Linked DNA regions of Homo sapiens: region 1 is linked to region 2. A link is a loop called in an ENCODE intact Hi-C map of the cell type or tissue named here. Cell type or tissue: mammary epithelial cell. All regions are shown on one strand. Each heading gives the region's core, and the rest is flanking DNA. Links, peaks and the distances in the headings are about the cores only.

Region 1 (8,339 bases), core at 74-8,073, 58 kb after region 2:
AGTATTCTCCTGCATAACCACAGTGTAACTATCATTCTCAAATTTTACCAAATTGTCCTAATAATGTTCCTTATATTCTTTTTCCCTGTCCAAGATAGAGCACAAGATCACATATTACATATAGTCATCATGTCTTCTTTAGTGTCCTTTAGTCTAGAATACTCAGTCTTTGTCTTTCATGACCTTGACAATTTTGAAGAATCCAAGTGAGCTGTTTGGGGAATGCTCTGCAAATTATGTGTGTGTGGTGTTTCCTCATGAGTAGATTCAGGTTATGTGTTGTTGGCAGAAATCCCACTGAAGTGATGTTTGTCCTTCTTAGTACCATACATCAAGGGGCTTGGGATGTCAGTGTATATTGTGATTAGTGAATAAAACTATAATCACTTTTCTTTTTTAAAAGACAGAGTCTCACTCAGTCGCCCTGGCTTGAATGCAGTGGTGCAATCATGGCTCACTGCAGCCTCAACCTCCCAAGGCTCAAGCAGTCCTCCCACCTCAGCCTCCCAAGTAGCTGGGACTACAGGTGTGCACCACCACACCTGGCTAACTTGGGTGTTTGGTTTTTTTTTTTGTGGAGACAGGGTTTTGCCATGTTACTCAGGCTGGTCTCGAACTCCTGAGCTCAAGCAGTCTACCCATCTTGGCCTCCCAAAGTGCTGCTTTTCTGCAAGCTAAATGTGATCTTTTTCTGAGCAGAATGACACAGAATTTGGAGACAAACAGACTTGGCTTTGAGTCTTGGCCCTGCTGCTATTAGCTCTGTGATCTTAAGTGAAATATTTAACATGTTAAAGCATCTGTAAAATATGTCTAATAATACCCACTTCTTAAGATTATTGAAAGAATCAAATGCAAATTCATGTAAATTGTTTAGCACTGGCGCATTGTAAGAACTCATAACCCTTGTTCTGGGGGAGATGATAGTATCCAAATGGCATGGGGGCCGCTCTGTCCCTCAAAGGTATTGGTGAAATCGCTCAGAATCTGTGTGAGGAGCACAAAGGCCCCCCATGTACTTCCTTTTTTTTTTTTTTTTTTTTTTGGGGACAGAGTCTTGCTGTGTCACCCAGGCTGGAGTGTGATAGTGTGACCACAGCTCACTGCAACCTCCACCTCCAGGGCTCAAGCAATTCTCACGCCTCAGCCTCCAGAGTAACTGGGATTACAGGTGTGCATCACCATGCCTGGCTAATTTTTGTATTTTTAGGAGAGATGGGGTTTCGCTATGTTGGCCAGGCTGGTCTTAAACTCCTGGCCTCAAGTGATCTGCCTGACTCAGCCTCCCAAAGTCTGGGATCACAGGTGTGAGTTACCACTCGTATGTACTTCAGTTAATTCCCAAAGAGCCCGTATTCTCTTGCCCTTTTCTGCCATCTCACCCACCTCCTTTATCCTTTGCTGTCATCCATCTCTGGTGTCCGTAAGAAGCTCACTGGTCCCAGTGGTGGGTTGGTTTTAGATGTTGACCAATGACGGGTACAGAGGCTTTTAGAGAATGCAGACCGACCTCCTATTCCATTCTTCTCCCCTTCTGTTTTGTCTCCCTTCCCTCCTGGGTTACTCGTCCTCCTCCTCTCCAAATCCTTCTCCTTCTGTTGTTCAGGGAAACTCTCTCCAGCTCCTACCTCCAAACTGTGTATCTTAATTCAGTGAGGGGGTGCAGAGAAAAGACTTCTCACCAAACCAGAAGCAGCTCCCTAGAGGGCAGTGGGCCTTATAAACAGGAACTTCTTTTCCTGTAACATGATTGTTTTTATTCTCATTGTGCAACAGCAATGCCGTGGATATTTCCTTGATGTTTATTTTGACTTGAGAGGATAGCAAGTGGTTTGAACTTGTATGAGAAATACCTTCATGCTGGCACTGCTTGGCTGGCAATTAGAGTAATTGCCTGTGGCTAGCCATGGACCTTTGCATGGGTGCTTTATCTGAATCCAGAGGAGAAAGCTGGGCTCAGCTGAAATTGCGCCACACAAGATCTTTGTTCTTTGGAGGGGAGTATTAGCTGGGGCCCCAGGCAATGCTGATGCCACTTTGGTTGTTTTCTTGTAACCCGTGTCGTCAATGGTTCCCACAAAATGAGCTTTGGATGTTGCACCTTCTGTGTCTTCCTTTATGCCACCTCCCACTCCTCCTTCATGAAGCTGTTTGTCTGGATGAACTTGTTTGGTGAGGCTGCCAGACCTTCCATATCAAACTGAGGGATGCCTTTTTCACCTGCTGTTTTCTTGCTTCATGATTCTAATATCTAGCCCTGTCTCCTGAGAAATTTTTTTTTTTTGAGATGGGGTCTCACTCTGTCACCCAGGCTAGAGTGCAGCGGCACAATCATAGTGCCCTGCATCCTTGAACTTGGCTCAAGGAATCCTCTTGCCTCGACCTCCCAATAAGCTGGGACTACAGGCACATCCCACCATCCCCGGCTAAGTTACTATTTTTTTTGTAGAGATTGGGGTCTCACCATGTTGCCCAGGCCAGTCTTGAGCTCCTGGGCTCAAGTAATCCTCCCACCTCAGCCTTCCACGTAGCTGGAGCTACAGGTATGCTCCAACACTCCCAGCCCTGAGAAATTATTTAGTCTTGAAAAGGAGAGAAAGGGAGAAGAGAAAGGAACAGAGTTTAATCCTGATAAAGGCTACTGGTGTCCAGGGAGGCCCTACATGGTGAGGCTGTGGGCAAGTAAGGCCCCACGGTGGTTGCTGCTGCTGACTTAGAGGTTTTGTCTGTCCATTTTCCAAGGATTCTCCCTTTGTCTTTCTTTCTTTTTTTATTTTCCTTTTTTTTTTCTTTTTTTGTTGAGACAGAGTCTCACTATGTTACCCAGGCTAGACTCAAACTCCTGGGCTCAGGTGATCCTCCTGCCTCAACCTCCCAAGTAGCTGGTATTACAGGTGTGTGCCACCACATCTGGCTTATTCTCCAGGGAGTGGGACTGCATTTGAGGGTGATGAGAGTTTGCGGGAACTGTGTTGTGTTGTCCAAACTCAAAGGACTCTATTACCCGAAGTTATGTTACTTGTTCCAATGAAGTCTTTATTTTGGAGAGGCCTGTGGACCAGAAATGATACTGGGCCCCAGACCAGTTGTGTTGGCCTATACAGTGTTGAAAATCAGAATTAGTTGCCAGTAAGTAAATATCAGATATTATAAGAAAATCTAGATTTCCATGATCTCTTGGAAAATTGGACAAATGCACAATACTGAGCCCATAGTTCCTCATGGCAGTAATCCTTTGGAGCCAAGAAGTGGCTGCCCTCTGCATGTAAGAGTGTTGGTCAAGATGCATGTTTGACTGTTGTGACAAAGACCAAAACAAGTGGCTTAAACAAGGTGGAAACTTGTTTTTCTGTCATGACAGTCAAAGCACTAATTGCCCAGGGCAGACATGATAGCTCCGTGGTGTCAGAGACGCTGCCCACTTCTGTCGGTTTTCCCTGTTCTCTGCAGTGGGTTCCATCTTCTGATCCAAGATACTGCTTCATTTCCCACCATCCTGTCTGCTCCAGCCTTCAGTAGGATGGAGAAGTAGAGGATCCCTTTCTTCAAGATCCAACCTGGAAGTTACATGTATCATTTCCTCTGGCATCCTGTTGGTCAGAATGTACAGCATGGCCACATCTGACTGCAGATGAAGCTGGGGAAATGTGGTCCTCATCTACGTGGCCATGTGAATAGTTAAAACCCACTTCTTACTAAAGGCAGAATGTGAGAGCGGATGGTATGGACAAACTATATTCTGTGCTGTGAGGGGCCTTGCAGTCACCTATTTGCTGCTATTCTCAGCTCTCTCCAGTCTTCCCGTAATTGAGGTCAAGAGTCATTGTCATTTATTTTCTTGTAACTGATGTGTTTCACTCATTTATGTTACCTGCTTGGTCCCTGTAGGCATTTGAGTTTGCATTCTCAGCTGTGCCCTGATCATCTCTTTCAACACACCTCCATGCTTTTATATTTGTTGCCGCCTCTGTTTAGAATTACCTGGCCTCCCTTTCAGGCCTGGCAAACTCCTTCTCAGGATAACGCAGCCCCATGCTTCCCTTCCCAAATTGAGTTATCTCTGTTAACCATCCTAATATATAAGCTGCCAATTTTACATAATACCTTTTAGTTTACTTACCTTTATATACTTGATGCCCAGAACAGCACTGGGTACATAACAGACTAAGGGTCAGTCCTGTTTACTGAGTGTTCATTCAGTGAAAGACACTTCCTAGAACTTAAAAGCATTTTTAATATCTAACAGTGAAATAGTGTATTAGTCACAGCCTGTACAGCTGTAGATGATGGAAACGTGGCTAAATTGGCTTCCATGACAACAAAAAGGAGGAGCACTTACTGGCTCGTGTATCTGACAAGCTGAGCTATGTGTCAAGCCTCAGGTATGGCTGGAACCAGGAGTTCAATAGATAGCAGGACTCAGTCTCTCTTCTCAGTGTCTTGGCTGTGCTTTCTTCTGAATAAGCTTCATTCTTAGAAAGAGTTTCTCTGCATGATGATGACAAAGATGCCACCCACGGTTCTGTATTTTTCTTATAATTAGTGATTTTTTTTTTTAATTTTTTTTTTATTATACTTTAAGTTTTAGGGTACATGTGCACATTGTGCAGGTTAGTTACATATGTATACATGTGCCATGCTGGTGCGCTGCACCCACCAACGTGTCATCTATCATTAGGTATATCTCCCACTGCTATCCCTCCCCCCTCCCCCGACCCCACCACCGTCCCCAGAGTGTGATATTCCCCTTCCTGTGTCCTTGTGATCTCATTGTTCAATTCCCACCTATGAGTGAGAATATGCGGTGTTTGGTTTTTTGTTCTTGCGATAGTTTACTGAGAATGATGGTTTCCAATTTCATCCATGTCCCTACAAAGGACATGAACTCATCATTTTTTCTGGCTGCATAGTATTCCATGGTGTATATGTGCCACATTTTCTTAATCCAGTCTATCATTGTTGGACATTTGGGTTGGTTCCAAGTCTTTGCTATTGTGAATAATGCCGCAATAAACATACGTGTGCATGTGTCTTTATAGCAGCATGATTTATAGTCATTTGGGTATATACCCAGTAATGGGATGGCTGGGTCAAATGGTATTTCTAGTTCTAGATCCCTGAGGAATCGCCACACTGACTTCCACAATGGTTGAACTAGTTTACAGTCCCACCAACAGTGTAAAAGTGTTCCTATTTCTCCACATCCTCTCCAGCACCTGTTGCTTCCTGACTTTTTAATGATTGCCATTCTAACTGGTGTGAGATGATATCTCATAGTGGTTTTGATTTGCATTTCTCTGATGGCCAGTGATGATGAGCATTTTTTCATGTGTTTTTTGGCTGCATAAATGTCTTCTTTTGAGAAGTGTCTGTTATTAATAATGGGAGACTTTAACACCCCACTGTCAATATAATTAGTGATTTTTTTAAGAAACCATAAATCTATTGCTTCATAGTGGTAACCAAGCACTTCGTAGTGGCCACCAATCAGGAGGAAGTCCCTGATTGACCTAGCTCAGGTCACATGGCCATTCTCAGTCCAGTCAATGTGGCCAGGCATAAGTGAGGGGGGAGAATAGGGTCTGGAAGCAGGGAACCTAAGGCTGATTCACGCTGATTTCCTAGAATGGAATTAAAAGGAAAACCCCAACTTTCCATGCCCAAGTAACAAAAGGATCATAAGCTACTTCCTTTGCACCCCCACCCACTTTTTCTTCGTGGCAGATGGAAAATGGAAAGTACTCTGATTGGTCCCCTTCTGCAACCAATCAGACTGGTCGTGGGCCTAGTCTTTATTTGCATAGGGGTATAACTTTGTAACTTCACTTCAGCCTTTGATTGGTTGCCTTCTGCAATCAATCAGACTGGTCATGGGCCACTTCTTTATTTACATAGGCTGTAACCAAGTAACCAGTGAGAAACCTCTAGAAGGTATTTAAACCCCAGAAAATTCCATAACCAGCATGCTTGAGCCCACTCCCATACTGTGGAGTGTGCTTTCGTTTCAAAAATCTGTAGTTTCATTGCTTCATTTGTGTGTTTTGTCCAATTCTTTGCTCAAAGTGCCAAGAACCTGGATGACTCACAGTCAAGACCCGTCACTGGTAACATAAGTAGTCTGGCCATACCTGGGTCATCTGTCTACTTCTGGTACCTGGGGTGGAGTCGACCCTACTCAAATTACATTGAAGGAAAGGTAGGTCTCCAACACGAGAGAAAATAGGCAAAAAAAAAAAAAAAAAAAAAAAAGTGACAATTATATTTGGAACTACCTTTGTCTCATTTTATAAATAAAGCAGCTGAGGGTGAGAGAGATTATCGTGACCTAAGGTCACAACCAGGAGGCGGCAGAAGTGGGATTCACACCAGATCTTCCTGACTCTAAATGGTAGACTGTTAATTCAGTGCACCCAACTATTTCTGAAGGGAGTTATCCTGGAACTCCCCAAGCCCCATCTCTGCATGGGGACAATCCTGAGGTTTGATGCTCCTGTGTATGACTATTAGTATGTAGAGATACCTTGTAGGCCCACCATGGCAGGATTTTGTGTAGGAGCACATGTTTAGCTGTAAGCTCTGTTTTCCCTGGCACCTCTCTAGTGGCTACACTGTACCTGAAAATATTTCTCTTACCCATCAAAAGAACTCTTTACATTAATAAAAGTTGGAAGAGTCAGGCAGCTGGATTCGTCTCTTCTCTTGGAACGTTTTGATTAATTTAGCACATGCATTCTCATCAAGGGGTGGTGTTGCTTGCAAGGGAGCAAAAACTGGTTCTTGGGGGTAGGGAGGGAAATCTTACCTTTTTTAAATGAATAAAGTACATATATACATGTAGTATCTAAATAGACAGTTTATCTGAGATGTTAAAATTTCCTGGAGATAATATGCTGTGATGAATGCCATCTTGAAAACTGTAACATATCTTCCCTCCAGAAGATATGTCCCTCATTCTTCAACAGTTGTCACCTTTTTTCTCTGCTCCACCTTGCAGCAAAACTTCTTGAATGAGTTGTCTTTATTTCCTAATTCCTCTCATCCCACCTGCTCCTGACTGAACCCTCTCCAATCAGCCTTGTCACTAGTCTACCCAAACAGCTCTTACCAAGGGCACCAGTGACGTCTGTTTTGCCAAGCCAAATGGTCAACTTTCAGTGCTTATCATACTGAGCCTGAAGGCCACATTGACACAGTTGACCCCTCCCCTCAATCCTTTAAATATCTTATTTTCTTGGCTTCAAAGGTCACTGTCCTAATTTTTTTTTCTTATCTCACTGGATGTGTACCTCATCTTCTTTCCTGGTGCCTCCTTATCTCCCCAACTGTAAATACAAGAGTGCCAGGGCTCAGGCCTTAGAACATTCCTCTTTTCCGTCTACACTCATTCCCTCAGAATCATGGCTTTCAACTCTCTCTATAGGTCCTCATTTCTAGCCCCAGCCTAGACTTCTCCCCTGGATCCCAGATTTGTATCTGCCCACTCACCATCTCTTCTGATATGTCTCATAGGCAACTCAGGCTAAGTATCAGTTTTGGGTTAATACAGAGAACAGAGAAACATATTAAAAGAACCCATGAGGACACAGTCAGCAAAATCTAGATTGTGTGTACGGGACAAATGACCCAGTTTTTTCAAAAAATAAATTTTAAAGAAAAAGGAATAGAGGAGATGCCTATAGATTAAAAGAGATTTATGAGATAAAAGTCAGTTGCAATATATGTACCATATTTGGATATTGATCCAAGCAACCATAAAATAATTATGAGATGATCAGGGTTATTTGAATATTGACTGGATATTGGATATTATCATTAATTATTTTTAGCTATGAGAATGGTGATTTGGCGATATTAGAAAAAAATTAAAAAAATATATACCCAGAATGTTATCAATTCTTACCACCTGCAGTATTATCACCCTCAGCCAAACTAACATCCTCTCTTGTATTATTTTTATATTGCCTCTTAGCTGATTTCCCTGCCTATAACCGACCCCCTACACCGGTCTGCTCTCAGCACAACAGCCAGAGATATCCTGGTAAGATGTGTCATGATATTCCACTTCCCATTGCATTTGGAGTGAGAGAGCCAGTCTGTTCAGTTTCAGTCTGCAAGACCCCATGGGTTCCTCCCTTACCTCTCTGACCTTATATCCTGCGCTCCACTCCTGGGTGAGCTGCTCTGGCCCCCTTGCTGCTTTTGTGACACAGCAAGCATGCTCCAGCTCTAGGTGTTTGTATTTTCTCTTCTCCCTGCCTAGAACCCACTTTCTCCAGGTCTTATTTCAGCACCTCCTTTCCCTGAACATTCTGTGTAATAAGTTAACCCTTATCTCCTTA
Region 2 (8,339 bases), core at 209-8,208:
GAGGGAGCAAAGTCTTATTTGCCATCCAAACAGCCCATTCCACCGGGGCTGGCTGGAAATGACATTTGCGTGTGTGCAGCAGATACCTGAACAGTCGGTACATTGTGAAAAAACATCTGGACACCCATTACGTGGTATTTGGACAAATATGGATCATTGCTTGTCTGTAGGGAAAGGAGTTGCTGGGCTTAGGTCCTAACTTTGAGCACTCATCTATCCAGGTTTTTCTTGTATCTGTGAATCGAAGGTCTGGGGTTCCACGCTCTCTAAGCCTCCTCCCTACCAAAAGTATCCTAGCCCAGTCCATAGCCTTGAGATAATGCATCAGAGGGAGCAGCTGATGCAAACCATTTTGTTTCATATAAGCTTTCAGGCTTAACAAGATGGGACAACCATGATGACAATGTGTCAAAGGGGAAGCAGGAGGTGAAAAAGGAGGAAATGCTGTCATCCCCGTTTGAATACACAGGGCTCTGCCGCTGGCCTCTGAGTCTACCACGGCTGGCTTTCTTTGGGATATTTAAATGCATAAAGATTCAGGGTAATAAAATAAGACCTCGTAAGTCACCTATAACAACACCTAATTTTCCAACAAATAATTATGATTTTCACCCAAATAATAATTACTACTCCTAATAATAAACTTTAAGAAGGCAGACCCAGGTTTTATAGGGTCAGAAAGTTTTGCAGTTTTGAGAGTATCCTTTAAGAAAGAGAATATATAATTAGGCAAAAAAATATAAAGACATTCTTAGGGGTCCTTCTAGGGCCTTTGGAAGGGGCTGTGCAATTGAGGGGCTTATAGATTAAGCAAAATTAGTTTCACAGTAAGTCTGCTTCTTACTATGTGTTCAATAAATACTTGTTGCATAAATGAATGACAAGTAAAAACAAATCCTAACATTTCTATGTCTCAAGAACTATGCTGAGTACTTTACAGGTTATAAACTCATTGGGTACTCACAACCATACTATGAGATCAAAATTGCTAATAGTTATTGCTACTTGGCGGCAAGCATTGGCTGCTCTTGGTGCTTTACAATATTTAGCAGTGTAATTCTGACAAGAGCACTAGAAGGCAGGCGCTCTTATTACAATTCCTGGTTTCCTGATAAGGAATCCAAGGCACAGAGAGGTTAAGTCCACTGCTGATGGTCACATAGCTAGAAATGGCAGAGCTGGTATTCAAAGCCAGGTAGTCTGGCTTCAGAATCTGTCCTTCTGGCCACACTCCAGCCTCCTAGATAAGGCTCAGAGAGATTCAGTGAAAAGTCAACTTTGTTCATGCCTGAAATCAGCCCAAATCTCTCTTGCATTAGCCTATGTTACACAGCTTTTTTTTTTTTTTTTTTTTGACAGTCTTGCTCTGTCACCCAGGATGGAGTGCAGTGGTGCAATCTCAGCTCACCAACCTCCGCCTCCAGGGTTCAACTGATTCTCATGCCTCAGCCACCCAAGTAGCTGGGATTACAGGCACACGCCACCACACCCAGCTAAATATGTTTTTAGAAGAAACGGGGTTTTGCCATGTTGCCCTGGCTGGTCTTGAACTCCTGGCCCCAAGTGATTCACCCTCCTCTGCCTCCCAAAGTGCTGGGATTACAGGCATGAGCCACCGCGCCCGGCTGGTATACACTTCTTAGATAACACAAATATTGCCTGCTTACTAGCATGGGAAGCAAATACTTCTCAGCTCAGTCTTCATTAGAACCCAGACTTCGCTGAAATGTAAGAGAAAAGGAAGAACTGAGTTGAAGTCACATTGAAAACCCAGTGGAAAAAAGGAAAAAAACATTAGATGTCTTTCCATTCAAGATGATGATTCCTAGGGTTCAGAAGGAGTTACCTTAATCACTCGCTCTCCTCACAGCCTGCGGCCATTAGCCCAGCTTAGTGAGAGAATCTTTCTCCCAATGAAGCCACTTGATATAAATAATTTTAAAAGATTCCAATTCAAATGTATTTTGGTCATATTCCACTTCCTCCACCACCACCACCACCACCCACATCTTGCAATAATATCAGGGAACTTGGATTCAAATACCTACTCATAAGGAAAATGACTGGGCCATCCCTCCAGGAAGTGGCATCCATTTCCTTATATCCTTGGGAAAGGTACTTAACCTGTTTGAACCTTCACGGTTTTTCCTCTGTAAATTAAATCAGGATGATGACTTTGGGCTGGCTGAGCTCCCTTTGCTCCTGCAGATCTCCTCTCTATGCTTTCCCATCCTGCTCTGGGTACCAGACAGCCCTCTTTGGCCAGTGGGGGCCTCAGCAGGAAATTGGAGGTCGGGGAGTTTATTCTTCCAACTTCCTCCTTGCAAGTGAGGCTGCTTCACCTTTTGTAAGACAGTATCTATTAGTAGTGCCACCACACAGCCTCTCTGTGTCCTCTCCCCTCCAGACCTAGGAGCAAAATCTCTGGGCCACTGCACACCTCCCGCCCCATGTGGTTTTCCACCCTTTCCATAACTTCCCAAATAGTTCTTTTATTAAACCCTTCCCAGATCACCCAATATGAGGGTACCATCCGTTTCTGGGAGGGTCCTTGACTGATACAGACATCTTAATAACTAGGACGTTGTGAGAATTAGGGAGAAAGGAAATTTGGAAAATTGCTTTCTCTACTGATAGTTAAAGTGAGCCAGCTGGGCTTTCAGTAGGGAGAGGGAAAAGGAGTAGATTGCACATCTGCCACAAGCCCCTCCCCTGAAGCCTAAACTTCCCAAGGGCACCATCACTGAGTCCCCAAGCCAGCAGATGTAACACACCTGTGACAGGTGAGGAGCAGGGCCTCCAGGAGAGGCATTAATGTTAGATGTGAAGCTGCTTAAAATGATCCCACCTGAAAACTGACAGTGTTCATTCTCAAACAGCTCTACAAGATCATAGCCTTAAGTAACTGAATGTCAGTAAGAACAACAGTAAAAGTATTCCTTGGGCATTTACTATGCCAGACACAAGTCTCTTAACTTATCCAATGCTCACAAAAACCCAGTTAGACAGTGAGTACTATTATTACATCCCCATTTTTCAGACAGGGGATCTGAATGTGTAAGTAGCATGCACAAGGCAAAAAATGCTAATAGTGGCTGTTCTGGTTATCTGCTGCTGTGTAGTAAACCACTCCAAAACTTGCTCGTGTAAAACAACCACCATTTTTTTGTGCTCAGGGATTCTAATGGTCAGGAATTCAGACAAGGGCTCCAGAGAACTGGCTGGTCTTTGCTCTATAATGTCTTGCTATCAGCTGGGAAGACTTGGGTAGCTGGTGGCTAGAATAATCTGAAGGCATTCTTATTCATATGTTTGGCACTCGGGCTGAGATGACTTGACCATCTGGGCTTCACTAGGACAGCCAACCAGAGTGTCTGCATATGACCTCTTCATGTAGCTTGGGCTTCCTCACAGCATGGAGGCCCTCAGAGTAGTTAGACTTCCTATGTGGTAGCTCAGGGCTTCAGGAGTAACTATTCCAGTGAATAAGGTAAAAACAGCATCTCCGTTTATGATCTAGCTGAAGTCACATAGTATCACTTCCGCCCGCCCACATTCAAGGGTACAATATACATGACAGGACATAGACTTCACATCTTGATGGGGGGAGGGTCAAAGAATTTGCAGCCATGTTTAAAAACCATCAGAGTGAAACACAAATTTGACCCTAGTCAATGCCTCAGTTTAGCCACCATTTCATTGGGAATGACCTAAAAAATATAATCCAGCACCTGAGATTTGTATAGTCTTTTACACTTCACAAATCAATTGCTTGATTTGTGAAACTTATGCTGGTATTTCTATCCCTGTTGTACAGTTAAGGAAACTAAAGCAGCTCTGAAACTTAAGTAACTTGCCTAAAGCCAAATAGCTAGTAATTCTGACCTCCTGAACCCAAGTCTAGGGCTCTCTCCTGTAAACACTGGTCTTGACTATAGCAAGTAGCTTGGGCTGTGATTCAGAGGCTCCAGTTAAACCACTTTTCAAAAACATCTCTTCTAACAATTAAAGTTTGATTCCTGTGGGTTTGGAAGGAATCACTGCTTTTGGCAGTACGCAAATAGCATAAGATGAGTATGAACAATTACCTGTCTCTCCTCCATAGGGCAAGACTTAAGGCAAAACCCTGCTGGGAAGCAGAAGGGGCTTAAGTGACAAGGACAAAAAGGTCAAGGGAGAGGAAATGCCACCACTGAAAGACATACTATGAGCCTGCGGCTATGCCAGGTGCTTTATTTTCCTCATTTCATTTAACACTTCTAAAGACACGACAACATTATCTCCCGTCCCATATGCTCTTGTACAATCTGATATTGTCACTCTTCTAATGAGAGCTGGGGTCTAATTCCCATACTCTTTAGTCTGGGCTGGCTTTACAACTCACTTGCAACTAAAAGGATGTGAAGAAAATTATGCCATCTGACTCCCCAGGCTAGGTCAGAAAAGGCCGTACAGCTTCTACATGGTTCTCTTGGGATGCTTGCTCTAGGATAACCCAGCTGCCATGTAAGAAGTCAACTAAGGGCTGGGTGCAGTGGCTCACGCCTATATTCCCAGCACTTTGGGAGCCAGAGGTGGGTGGATCACCTGAGGTTGGGAGTTCGAGACCAGCCTGACCAACATGGAGAAACCCTGTCTCTACTAAAAACGCAAAATTAGCTGGGCATGGTGGCGCATGCCTGTAATCCTAGCTACTTGGGAGGCTGAGGCAGGAGAATCGCTTGAACCCAGGAGGCAGAGGTTGCAGTGAGCCGAGAGTGCGCCATTACACTCCAGCCTGGGCAACAAGAGTGAAACTCCATCTCAAAAAAAAAAAAAAGTCAACTAAGATTGTCATTCCAGATAGGCCACATGTAGGTACCCCACTCAACTGTCCCAGTAGAGCCCAGGCTTCCAGCCAACTCCACCAAGGTGCCAAGCATGCATGACACCATCTTGGATTCTCGCAGCCAATCCATCCACCAGCTGTGCAACCTCAGCTGACACCACAAGGATCACATAAATGATCCAGCCAAGTCCTGCTCAAATTCCTGACCCACAGGATCTATGAGATTTAATAAAATGGTGGTTGTCTTAAGTCATTACCTGTTGGGGTAGTTTGTCATGCAGCAAGTGTAATGGAACACACGCCTTCATTTCCTGTAATCTTTATGACAATCATTGTTATTTCCAGATTAGGAAACCAGGGGAGAAGAAATTAAATAACTTGCCTAGCACTGGCCAGCTGATAGTTAGGGCTATAGCCTGGATCTTTTTGAGCAGGCAATCTCCGCTGCTTTGACTGACACATGTTCCTTTTGATGGGCGAGACAGAACCTGGATGAAAAGTCTGCAGAATGCTAAGGAGAAGCAATGTCTCTCTCATGCTTTTGTCTGGGTCAGGCTGGTCCCAAGATAATTAATTATGAAAACAAATACCTCTCCCACAGGCTGTAGAGCTAGACTCCAGCAGCCACCACCAGAAGCTGGACTTAAGCAGGACTTGGCTGGATCATTTATGTGATCCTTGTGGTGTCAGCTGAGGTTGCACAGCTGGCGGATGGATTGGCTGTGAGAATCCAACATGGTGTCACGCATGCCTGGCACCTTGGTGGAGATGGCTGGAAGCCTGGGCTCTACTGGGACAGTTGAGTGGGATACCTACATGTGGCCTAGCTTCTGAAGCCTCAGCTTCAGGAAGGTCTTGGAAAAAACTGTTTGTTGGTTGTATCTTTCTGGGGTTCACAAAAGACAGGAAACAGCTGGGGAAAACAGCTGGGGAAAGAGAGATGTTTGTCACCAGTTGTGAAGTCTCTCTGGGACAGTGATTAAAGTGCCCTTTACTGCCTGCCTACAGACTGACTTCCCATCTCAGTTAATGGCAATTCCATTCATCCTGATGTTCAGACCAAAAACTTTGGAGTCATTACCAATCCTTTCTTTCATATCCCCATCCAATCCATCAGCAAATCCTGTTGACTCTATCTTGAAAATATACCCAGAATGTAACCACTTCTTATTTCCTCCCCTGTGACCACGAGAATCAAGCTACCATCACCGCTTGTCTAGATTATTGCAGTCACCTCCTCACTGGTCTCCCTGCCTCCTGCCCCCTTGCCTACTGCCACTGCCGAGAGGCCTTTCTTGGCCATCCCAGATAAACAGCACAGGCCTCCTTTAACCTTTCCTCCTTATTGAGTTGTGTCTTTCTACATGGCACTCATCTTTATTTATGATTTATTCTCTGTCTCCCCCTTTGTATGGATGGGATTTTGTCTGTTTTTTTTTCACTGCTTTATCCTCAGTACCTAGAACAATATTTAGTGTGTAATAGGCCTGTAATAGTTATCAAATGTCATTGAATGAATTGAATCACAGACTTCCTTAAAAATCTGATGACAGCAGAGACCTTCTGCTCAGATCAATACTTGCACAGGCCTTGTTTTGCAGACAATTTCTGGGAGTCCCCAGATTTCGTGTGTCCATGCAAGTTAAGAGCCTCTGCTTTAGAGTGACAGTTTCAAAAGGCAGGAAGTCTAACCTCTGAATTCTAGAGAGTTGGATGTCAATCTCTAATTAGACTCGAGTCAGGTCTCTAGTTATTTAGATTATTCTTTTATCCACTCAACCAACATTTGTTCCGTGTCAGCTGTGTGATAAGCTCTGTGCTAGCCCCTGTGCTAGGGGAACAGAGGTATCTGTTCTTAAGGCCCGTAGACCAGAAGAAACATCACCAGGTAAACACCTAACTCTAATAAGATCACTTCAAAACTGAAGTGTTGTGCATCGTTCAGTGAAGATCTAAGGGATGCCATGACTAACTTTTCTTAGGTGACCTAGGAAGAACCCACAGAGAAGGACAGGCTTGAATTGGGTCTTGAAGCACGAGTAGGAGTTTGTCTGGCAGACACCAGGGAGAAAGGGTGAGACAGGCAAAGGGCCAGCAAACATCCTGGCATCCACAAAGAGAAAGCCACACATTTAGTCTAAAAATTCAACTGCAACAAAACTGTCTTTGTTTAGACTTCCCCTAGAAGCAGACCTGCATCAAGGATTTGAGCATAAGTCACTTATTTGGGGATCTGAAGGGAGTATGGGAAGAGAACTGTGAAGTAATGAGGAGTAGAGAAGGCAGCCAATAGAGGGGGCATTGCTAAATTACTTACAGACACTGGGCACCTGGAGGTTAACCCCCAGGGAAGCTCTGGGAAATCATGTACAACACATGGCTCAGAATTATCTCACTCCAGGATAATGAAGCTAGGGTATGTAGACACTGACTCCTGAGCATTGAGAGTTATCGTTGAGGGCTGCATCTCCATTTTTTCTATCTTTCCCCAACATATTGGCTTGGTCCTCAGACCAGCTTTCTCCATACCAATCACGATGGCAAAGGGAAGTGGGATAGCCCCCAACTGTCCTGAACCAATCATGGTCCAGCCAGGAGCTGGGGGTGGGATCAAACTCATTCTTCCATGATGGCCCCCATAGTGGAGGGGTTGATAGATGTTGAGGAAGAAATCTCAATGGCTATCAAATCCCTCTTTTCATACATGAACTCATCTTTCAACTTCAAGATGTGGTTTAGGAGGCTCTGAGGAACCGTGGCATGTGTTCGTAGTTCCAGGTGGCTGTTGTTTGATTTGGTGGCTCCCTAGATTTGGGGAGATGACCAAGGTCCTGGTTGGTTCAGTCTTCTATGTCTGACTCTGCCATATTTCACCAGTCACTGTTTGCTGAAAAGCCTCCTACCTCCCACAGATTTTAAGTTCTCTGGTTTTGAGTTTCAACATCTCCCTCGATCAATTTTAGGAAACGTGATTCTTATTACTCAAGAAAAGAAAAAGGAGTGGGGGAAATTGAGAGGTGACATTGAAAAGCCCTGGACTGGGGTGATGATTGACATTCAGGGAGAGAGCACAGACCCTTTCCTGTGAGGCTAATTTTGAGAATAATAAAGCAAAGGGGTCCCCTCCCTCCGTGAAAGCTGCCTTGACATAAAAGGACAATTGTTCTGCAGTAGCTTTCAATTACTTCCCTCTGATGCTATCTAGCTAAACCTGAACTGGTTTTGACGGGTTCTGGAGAGCTTTTTAGTTTAGTTGCTCACAGCAGGGGCAAAGCATAAATTGAGCAGCCCAGAAGGCTGAGACCTTAAGCAAAATGGAAGACTTCCCCAGGTTGAGACATCGAATCAATAACAAATAGCATTCTGTGCTGTGGACACCAAGGTGAGCATCAGGAAGCCTAATATTTATTTTTTCCTTTCCCTGCCTTCAAAAAGTGGCTTGGAAGAGAGAGAAAAGTCCAGGCTGATGCCTAGGGGTGTGGTTCTGGAGACAGAAGGGGTAGAGAAACAG

What was found. Peaks named below come from ENCODE experiments on the same cell type or tissue, not always from the same donor. Only the 100,000 strongest peaks of a DNase experiment are listed, where the experiment ranks them.
Region 1: a loop joins it to region 2, with 2.6 times the contacts of the local background. A loop is called at or near these places in 2 of 110 quality-filtered maps.

What each region holds. Positions count from the first base shown.
Region 1 is chr3:32,274,622-32,282,960 of GRCh38, forward strand. All of the region lies in intron 1 of CMTM8 (CKLF like MARVEL transmembrane domain containing 8), which reads left to right. Among named protein-coding and RNA genes, the nearest start is that of CMTM8, 40 kb to the left of the region's middle. In mammary epithelial cell, for the core only: no CTCF peak of the experiment used is centred there; a DNase peak (open chromatin) is centred at 4,320.
Region 2 is chr3:32,216,280-32,224,618 of GRCh38, forward strand. No RefSeq gene overlaps it. Among named protein-coding and RNA genes, the nearest start is that of CMTM8, 18 kb to the right of the region's middle. RefSeq lists a silencer at 3,264-3,464. In mammary epithelial cell, for the core only: no CTCF peak of the experiment used is centred there; a DNase peak (open chromatin) is centred at 3,912.